Regions from separate parts of the Homo sapiens genome. Here region 2 is linked to region 1. A link is a contact called in ENCODE Hi-C or POLR2A ChIA-PET data. All regions are on one chromosome and are shown on one strand. Each heading gives the region's core, a stretch centred on a gene start or an enhancer-like site at or near the end of the contact. The rest is flanking DNA. Distances are from core to core; before and after follow the strand shown. Region 1 has its middle 250 kb from the start of RPS6KA3. Region 2 has its middle 54 kb from the start of RPS6KA3.

Region 1 (4,659 bases), core at 1,654-4,153:
ACCACAAGGCAGACAGATTAGGAAAGAAAAGTTGAAGATTGTTTATAAAACGGGAAAATCCTGCCTTTTAAGTTGTAGTATTAGCCCAGGAATCTCAATTCACCAAGATAAAAATTGAAGGTACTGCAGTTATGATACAAGTCGTAGTAAATGGTGACAATAGGATCAATATTGGGGAAAACAATTAAGTTGATTCAAGGGTATTGTAAAGCATTCTTACTCTCCTAGAATGAATCTAAAAGAAAGCCTATCTTTAAGTTATTCCTGTACTAAATATCATTTTCAAATGTTGACTAGAAAGTGAGACTTGGTAATATGGACTTTTGCATTTGGTGAAGTTAGTAGCATAAAAGTTAAGAGCAGAGACTTTGGAGTTAGCTTGCTTGGATTAAAAATGTGACTTCCATGACTCAATAACTATATTATTGTTGGTGAGTTACTAGAGCTCTCTGAAATGCTGACTAAACTTCTTCATCTGAAAAACAGGGATGATAATAGGGTTTCTGGGAGAATTCAACAAAATAAATAACTTAGACCATCATTTGACACATGATGTGTTAAAAATATAAACTATGAGGTGATGATGACATGACTTCTGATCCTCATGAAGGTACACAATACAAAAAGAGTTCGAACAAATTGTTTTAAAGAAATGCCTACTTAGTTGTTTGTTGTTCAGAGGTTAAAACTATTGTTTTGTTTGTGGAACAAGTTGAGAAATAGGTTAAGTAGCCAACAAACCAACAGAACAAAAGAGACCAATCAGAACTGTCAATATGTTAAAACTAACAACAGTTCTGAAGGCTGATCTCATGAGAAGATCTGTTTCTCTCTCTAAAAGAAAATGGTCGATAGCACTGATTTTGAAGTTTTTTGGCATCAAGACTTGTGGAATCTCATCTGTTCAGTTAGTCATTAATTGGGACCAGCAGCTAATTTGAAATTGAGGTTTAATACCAAACATGATGGACATTCAGGCTGAATCTGAATCAGGAATGAAGTCATCAATCACAGTGACTTTGAATGTCCTGCTGTCATTATTAAACTCGAAAGAGGATTAACATTGAGTCAAATTACACTAAGATATAAATGTCAACACCAAATGCATCCTGATTCACATTAATTTTCCAGCTCTACATTCACTCTGCCTTTCCACATTGGGACCAAGCCATGATTCATAGGCAGCCCACTGATGAGTCATCTTCTGCTTATGTTTGGATGGGTCAGAATGCCCTGAGTGGGTTGATGAGGAGGAGGCAGAGAGGCCAAGGCTGTGACATAGCACAAGCCCAGGGGCTAGGATCTAAGTCCCAGGACCCAGGAGAGGGACCTGCCACACAATGTCTCTGGTTCTCAGAGGACTGAACTTCCAATGGACTCAACTCTCCCTGAATGAGGCTTCCATGATGACTACAGAATGTATCAGAGTCCTTGGGCAGAGAAAAATACAACTTCAGACCTAGAGGAATAGTCTTCTCCTCCCTAGATGGTCCTGGTTCTTGATATTGCAGACAGAGAATTACAGAACAAAGAGCACCCAAGACACCATAGCTGAAAGTCCCAACTAGGTGATAAACCCCACCTGGTGCTAAAAACCATCCAAACAAGCACTCAAACTAATATACAGGTCCTCTGATAATGATTCCAGTTGTTGCCTCAGATCCCAGCTTGAAATTCCACCTTTCATCTTCCTTTCCCCTTGATCTCCTCATTATCATACTCTAGTCCATCCTACCTCTGCCCAGTGGCCCTGTTCTCTACAGTGATCTCCCTTTCTGCCTATTTTAATGGTGAACACCCCCAAGTTCTACTGCTAGCTCATCATCTGACTCTATACCAGGCCAACCTCTCTCTAACATCTATTCATATTGAGAGGCTCTTGGCTGATGAGAATTTGCCATTCCTCCTTGGGTCATACACCTAGGTTAAACCAGTCACCTTCATAGAAAATTGAGACAAGAGGAACATCCTGAACCTCTACTGAATCAGGCAAGAGAGAGTGCTTGCTATACTGGATTCAGGATTCAAATAAAGATCAAGATATTACAATACCTGGCTTTAAGAAACTGAACTCTGAAAAGAGAAAGTTTTTACAGCCTCTAGTTTGAATGGTCTTTGCAGTCATGGTTCAAGTTTTTCAGTTTCTAAAGGCCATGTACAAATGTCTGGGACTTTCGGGACTTCTTCATATTCCATCCCCTGTACCAGCACCCAGTAGAGCATCCAGCCCACAACAGGTAGTTGGTAAATTATTTTTTTGATGCAACATAAATAATCTATCCTTGAGAAAATAGTTGTATAATATCTTTTCCGTTATAGAAACTAGACCAGCCATGAATTATATGTATTTACAGATCACTGGCCCAGAAAAGCTCAGGTCAATAACTTGTTGCAGTATTATGAGAGTTAACTACTGCTGCATCACAAACCACCTCAAATGTTGGTGGTTTAAAACAGCAATGACTTATTATTGCTCACAAGTCTATGGTTGGCTGGGATGGGCTGATCTAGGCTGGGCTCTGCTGGGGAGGCTCAGCTTCATGGGTTGCACCCCAGGCATGTTCCTAGAAGATGGCAGAGCCACAGGATGGCAAGAAGAAGCAGGCAAACTTCACACTGGCACCCTGACACTTTTGACCACATTCGTTTGACCAAAGGAAGTGACACAACTTAGCTCAAAGACAAGGAGTGGCAAAATACACTCTGCCTTTATGGAGGAAACTCCAAAGTCACATAACAAAGGGTGTAATACAGGGAGGGGTGAAAAATTCAAGCTGATCATGCACTTTATCACAAATACAATTTCTGAGAATGTGGGCAATTTGATTATAGAGGAGGGCTTTGTTGATGTTAAAATAATGAGCTCTGGATGACATTGGTTGCAAGGTACTCACTTCCTCCAAATGCTTACTCATTTGGTTCTTACTACTTCTAGGAGGGTCACAGTGGTTGAAACTAAAATTAGCTGTGTTCAAGTAAATGTGACTCATAAGAGAGCAATGAGGAAGCTGGTTTCATATGGCATTCCCTCCCTTCCCACCCTCACACACTAGGTAATACAAAAGAAAGTAGCTTACTTGTCCAGAGATGGGTTTATCTTGAAATCCCTAACTTCATGCAAGTTCCAACCAGTAAATTAACTGCAGTGGCTTTTCTATAGATAATTTGTTTAATCAGAAACCCAGGATAATAAAAATCTTTGAAGTATTTTTAATGATCTTTTCCTAGTTGAACTAAGTCAGTGTCCCTCATGGTCACCCAAATTAACAATACAAGTTTATGTTTCTTGGTATTGAATCTACAATTCTGATATACAAGAATCTTTACTGAAGCACGCAACAAAATGCAGAGAAAGCTCTCTCCACAGAGTTTTTGTGGTTGGTATTTTCAATTTCATAAGAAGATAAAATGTGAAGCAAACTCTAATTAAAGTATCTTCAGAAACATATTGTTTTGGCTTTGGCAATTATATAGCTACCTTGCTTCTGATGGCAATTAGAATTTTATATATACCAAAAAAAAAAAAAAACAATTTTCTCCCAGTGCTCTAATTTGAAAGCTCTGTGCTCCATGTGAAACAAGCAAAAGGTGGTCTATGTTGATTAATTAGGGGTTAGGATATTCAGAAATACTACAAAGAAAATTATCAGGGTGACTTTTCTGTAAGAAGCAAGTTTATAAACCTCTTGCCTAATTTGTACACACAACAGAAAAAGCACTTTAGCTCCACTGTACCCGTGTTCTTCCCTTGAGAAGGATGCTTCTGCAATAGCACGCAAATTTCAGGTAATAGTAAAAGATCATCAGAATCATCCTTTAGCAGAAAAACAAGCCAAAATACCCACCCACTCAGTTTCTCCCAGAGCGCTTTACTTCAGGAAGATAAACATGACTGCAATAAGAAATTGATGCAATAAAGAACGTACTTATGTTACATTTACAGCCATATCCAGGGAGACAGCTAATGGCACTCTAAAAATGGTCATTTTGTCAGAGCTTTAGTGTCGATTATTGATTACACACAGGAAACAGTGGCTTCAAATACCCAGTGACAGCACAAACAGCACCTGGTTAGGTCCTGTGCACGAACATGGTACACAGATGACATTTGGTACACAGATATACTTGGTTTATTTGATTAAAACTCCTGGTATCAGCAGGGAGAATTGTAACTAATCAGCTCTTTATTTTTTTAGTTCAATATCTAAAAATCGATTTCCATGAGTGTATCCATAAGGGATGAAGAAAACACTGATCAAAATTCACAAGAGGTCTTATACAGCCTGGTGGAGATACAGAAAGAATGCTGGGCTGAGTCAGAGCACAGCTGGTAACAATAGCTAGCATTTAATTAATACATCTCATGGTGCCTGGTACTGTGCCAGGTGTTCTGTGAGCATTAATCTATTTCATCCTTTGAACAGCCCTATAATGTGGATGCTGTTGTCATCCCCATCTTGCAGATGGGGCTGAGAGAGATGTTTAGAAATTGGTTCAGTCTCACAGCTAGCAGATGGCAATACCAGCATCCACCTTCAGACCCAACCCTTCTCCATTGCACCGCAGGGTCAAAATGTGCTGGACTCGAGTTTCCCTGTTTTGCTAACTTGAAGTGCATCCTCGAACAAATCCCTTTCCTTCTGTGGGCCTCTGTATTTT
Region 2 (4,685 bases), core at 1,586-4,085, 200 kb before region 1:
TGACCTGCTGCCAGAAATGCCAGAGTTGATTTCCCAGGGATTAGCCCACAACCAGCGAAGGACATGAGTTGTTGGAGAAATCAATCAGCTTTTTCACGTCTCAGGTGGAACAACTTGGGGCTTGTTTTATACAGAAGTTTTATCCCAGAAGTCTCCAGTAGGATTGAGCCTGTGGCGCCCAGAGTAGGCTCATGAACACACTGTATTGGCTTCCTTCTTTTTTTTGACTTACTTCCCTATTCTCTTTGCATTTCCTGAGGTCACCTCTCACCTAAGCTATTAGTACCCATATCCCTGTCTCAGAGCTGGCTTTTGGGGGAACCCAAAACTATGATACTTACCGTCTTATTTCTTCTTCCTGGGCACACGGAACAACTACATATTCCAGTGGTAGTACGTATTGCTGTCGGTTGAGCCTATGTGACTGAAGTCATGGGCAGAGTGATCGATGTCACCTTCAGGCCTGGCCACAAAACTCCTGGTGTGATAATCCCTCTCAATCTTTCTTTCCTATGGTGATTTCAGAGGCCATGGGTTTAAGATGGCAGCCTCACAAGATAGCAGCTGATTTCTGAGTCACTAATTGGAAGACACCTACTAAGGAGAGCTGCCCCACCTGTACCAGATTTTGACATTAATGAATGAGAAATAAACCTTTACTATGTTAAATTGCTGAGACTTTTTTTTGTTACAGCAGCTACCATTAATTACCCTCATTAATACACCTGCCCTGTCAGCCTTCCTTCACCCAGTTCTCCAAAATTACTGCTCTTTATCCTCCTTTAAACGTTTCCATTCCCTCAGTGTGACTGACACAGTCATGGGTTTAACTGATTAAAGTGTACTTAATTGTAAACAATAACTACCAGATTTGCTTCTGAAAGATAGTTGTGTTTTCAAATGGATTCCTGATTGGTAGGATCTATGAAGGAGATGTTTCCAAATATTGGATCCTTCTTGGTGTCCTTCCACCATCATTGACACAGCCCACTCCCAGCTTGAACTGTGTTGTCTAGAAGCAGAAGAAAGAGGGGTCAGCACTTCTAAGCTGTTGCTGACCTCTGGCCTCTGCAATCAACTCCAGACTCCTTAACCTGGTATTTCCATGTGTCCGCAGTTGGCCCCAACTAACATTCCTACCCTGATCCTCCCCACCCCACTGCCAGTGAAACCTCTTAAATCATACTGCTCGCAACAGGGTGTGCTTTCCTACCTTGCCAGCTTGGGTCTCACTGTGCTCTCCACTTGGAGTGCTCTTTCTGCTCTTCTGCTCCTTTCCAAACCCAGTCCCTGCTCAAAGGCCTCACTCAACTTCCACCTCCTCCCTAAAGCCCTGAAATTCCATTTCGTCTTCCCTTTGCCGCTACTACTCATTTGGTCTTCAGCATTTGCTGCTTATCATGATTTCTGTCTATTTATGTGTTTGTGTCCTCTCTTCTAAAGTAGAAATGAACTACTTAAAGAAAAAATTATGCCTATTTCTCTCTTCAATCTCTACAGCATTTTAGCATAGTGCTGGAGACATGATTACTGAAGATAGATGGATGAATATGGATATAACAATTGAACTTGTTAAATATCACAAATGCAAAGTCTTGTGCAGACATCCTTTTTTTTTTTTTTTTTTTTTTTTTTTTTTCCTGAGACAGGGTCTCACTCTGTCACCCAGTCTGGGGTGCTGTGGTGTGATCATAGCTCACTGCAACCTCGAACTCCCGGGCTCAAGCAATCCTCCCACCTCAGTCTCCCAAGTAGCTGGGAATTCAGGTGCTCACTGTTACACCTGGCTAATTAAAAAAATTTTTAGTAGTGATGTGGTCTCTCTGTGTTGCCCAGGATGGTCTCGAACTCCTGGACTCAAGTGATACTCCTGCCTCAGCCTCTCAAAGCAGTGGGATTACTTTCAGTGGGTATAAGCCACCACACTTGGCCCAGACATGATTAAAAAAAACACTTTCATTCAGAAATAATTTTAAACTTACAGAGAAGTTGCAAGAATAAAAATGGTACAAATATCATCTACATATGTTTTACCTAGATTCACTTACTGTACACATTTTACCTCATTTACTTTAGATCTGCCTGTATATCTTCTCTACACACACACACACACACACACACACACACACACACACACACAAACACACACAATGCTTTTCTGATGCATTTGAGAGTAAGTTACATACATTATGGGTCTTTAATACTTCAGTGAGTATTTCCTAAGAATAATCTGTTACCTAATCACAATAGAGTTATCAACTTCCATTTGATTAATATTGATACAACACATTTATTTAATCTTTTGTTCTCATTCCAATTTTGTCAATTGACCCAATAATGTCCTTTATGGCATCTTTTCCCTCCAACATAAGATCCGGTAGGGTCAGGTGTTACATTTGGTTGTCATGTCTCTTTAGCCTCCTTTAATCTGGAACATTTCGACAGCCTTTCTTTGTCTTTTACGATATTATTTTTCCAAGTTAACTGTCATCCTCCTGCTTTTTAAAAGAATGTCAGAATTTAAAAAATCTCCTAGGTTTGGCAGCCTATTTTATTTACATATGTACATACGGACGGATGTGGAGTCTCTGAGTAGTGTCATAATCATTCCCAGTGCAAGACTCCAAACATGAACCTCCTTTTATTCTCATCCTGAACTTGTAATCAATAGCAATATTTTGTATGCAGTTGTACACGAACCTTTGTTTCATTTTATTTACAGTACCTTTCTTCTTCGTTAAGTAGAGTTGGGGTAAGAGGAAATCACAAATCTCTTTCTCTTCCAGCTTCTGCTGGGTTGCAGGCTGCATGAGAGGAAAAGTCAATAGAGGAAGTGAGAGAGTAAACTGAGAAGTTGAAATCAAAGTGGTGGGCTGCTGAGCCGCGGCTGTGGTGTATCTCTCTCTGAAGTCAAAGCATTTTTACAGACAGCATTCAACCGTAGTTAAATAAAATCCCTATGCTGTAGAAAGGGAAGGCATTAGTAATTTCCGTTGTCTATGAGTGAAAACAGAGACGCTGAGAGGCTCAATGGCTTTTCTGCTTTGAGTTTGAGAGGCAATGAGGAATCACGGAAAAAGAACTAATAAAGGAGTGAATCCATTCTGGAGATTTGAATCTATTTATTACCATTGCTGCCAAGGCATTATGTAGCTCAGCAAGTCACATCATCCCTGAACCTTGGTATCATTATCTGTAAAATTAGGCTTTGGAGTGGACTCAATTCACTTTAAGTTTCCTTCATATTCTAAAATGCAGTGGTGATCAATTCCAGCATACATTTCATGAACATTTATGGAGTGCCTACTAAGTGTTGACCACTGGGCTAGGTGCTGCACCTATAAAGATAGGTAGGACCTGGTCTTTGTTCTCAAGGATCTCCCAGTATGGTAGGCAGGAGGAGCAGGCATGTAAGCCAAGATTTGTGGTTCAAGGTGATAAGGGGCAAGTTCAAGGTACAATGTTGTTGCAAAGGAGACGGCAAGGAACTTTCCCTGGGGGATGGAATAAAAGAAGTGACAGTAGTTGTTGAACAGAGCCCTGAAATGGGGACAGGGCATTCTAGGCAGAAGGTACATGGCTGTTGGTGGACTGCATATACTTTGGGTTTGCTGGAACACAATGTGCCAGAGGTAAAGTGAGGGTAATGAGGCTGGCACAGTAGCTAGGCAGGGGCCAAATCTAAGAGGGTCACTTGGTCAGGCAGAGAGGAATTTGAGCCTGGGAGGGAGGGATGGGGCTGAGACTCATGGCAAGGAAATCAATGGGGACTCTATTGCCAATGATAAAGGACTGAGAGACACTGGGAGCGGAAGCAGAAGAACGATTGGAGACATGTTTAGGAGAAAGGCTTGAGAAGGCTCACTGATTGGCTGTGGGGTCGAAGAGGAAATGTCACAGGACTTCCATGTTTCTGATTTGCCCAGTGGACTAGATTATGGTGCTACTAACTAGGTAGGCCCTAGGTAGATGTCAGCAATTGGAAGACCTCAAGGAGGAGCTGGCTTGGGGGATGTATAATGAATTCAGGTTAGGATATGTTGGCCTTGAGATGTGTATGGGACACTTAAGAGGAGATTTCCACTAGGCAGTTGTACAAATAGATCTGGGACTCAGGAAAGAAGTCTAGGTTGGAGACAGATTTAATGGTTAACATGTTAGGTGTGAGCAATGTCACCCAGGGAGATTGTAACTTTAGGAAAAGACTGTGACAGAGGGAAGAACATGAGCTCTCTTGTCTTATTAGAGCTGGCTTCTTTGCTGAGATCTTTTGAGCCGTATGATATTGGGCAAGTAACTCTGAATCTGTTTCTTTATTTTTAACGATGACCCCAATTTATAGACTTGTGAGAGTTTGAGATTTAAAAAGATAGGTCCAATCAATGGAAATTATCAGGGGAGCAGGAAGGGCACCCTGGGAGACACCATTAAGCTAGAGTTTTATTCATCTGCTTCCTAAAGGTGTCAAGAGGAGCTGTCTGCTATGTTCCCTGCCCCCTTACTGTCTTTCTTGCCATACTAATTTATTACCAGTTGCTTCATTTCTCCAAGCCATGGCTTCTTCCTCTGTAAAACGAAGATGATAACAACTCTCTGATTATCTCAGAGAGTTCTTTTGAAAATCAGTGAGACAAGGTTTGTGTGAACACTGCAAACTGCAAAGTACGATGTGAATACTAGTTATT

What was found. A loop is a pair of places that touch in the nucleus more often than their neighbours do. ChIA-PET counts read pairs that join two places held with the same protein, here RNA polymerase II (POLR2A). Pooled maps may share reads with other maps.
Region 2: a loop to region 1 is called in a map of PC-3, with 14 times the contacts of the local background. The contact joins two enhancer-like sites. A Hi-C loop is called at or near these places in 1 of 168 maps with a recorded cell type or tissue (PC-3), 10 of 37 single-sample maps with no recorded cell type and 5 of 50 pooled maps. POLR2A ChIA-PET finds 5 or more read pairs at or near these places in 1 of 52 experiments (PC-3).

Annotation. Positions count from the first base shown.
Region 1 is chrX:20,513,413-20,518,071 of GRCh38, forward strand. No RefSeq gene overlaps it. Among named protein-coding and RNA genes, the nearest start is that of RPS6KA3, 250 kb to the left of the region's middle. RefSeq lists an enhancer at 524-1,723 and a silencer at 2,941-3,090. Within about 2 kb of position 2,904, at least 6 of the 41 ENCODE cell types and tissues checked have a DNase peak (open chromatin) inside an H3K27ac peak, as active enhancers do.
Region 2 is chrX:20,318,081-20,322,765 of GRCh38, forward strand. No RefSeq gene overlaps it. Among named protein-coding and RNA genes, the nearest start is that of RPS6KA3, 54 kb to the left of the region's middle. Within about 2 kb of position 2,836, at least 4 of the 41 ENCODE cell types and tissues checked have a DNase peak (open chromatin) inside an H3K27ac peak, as active enhancers do.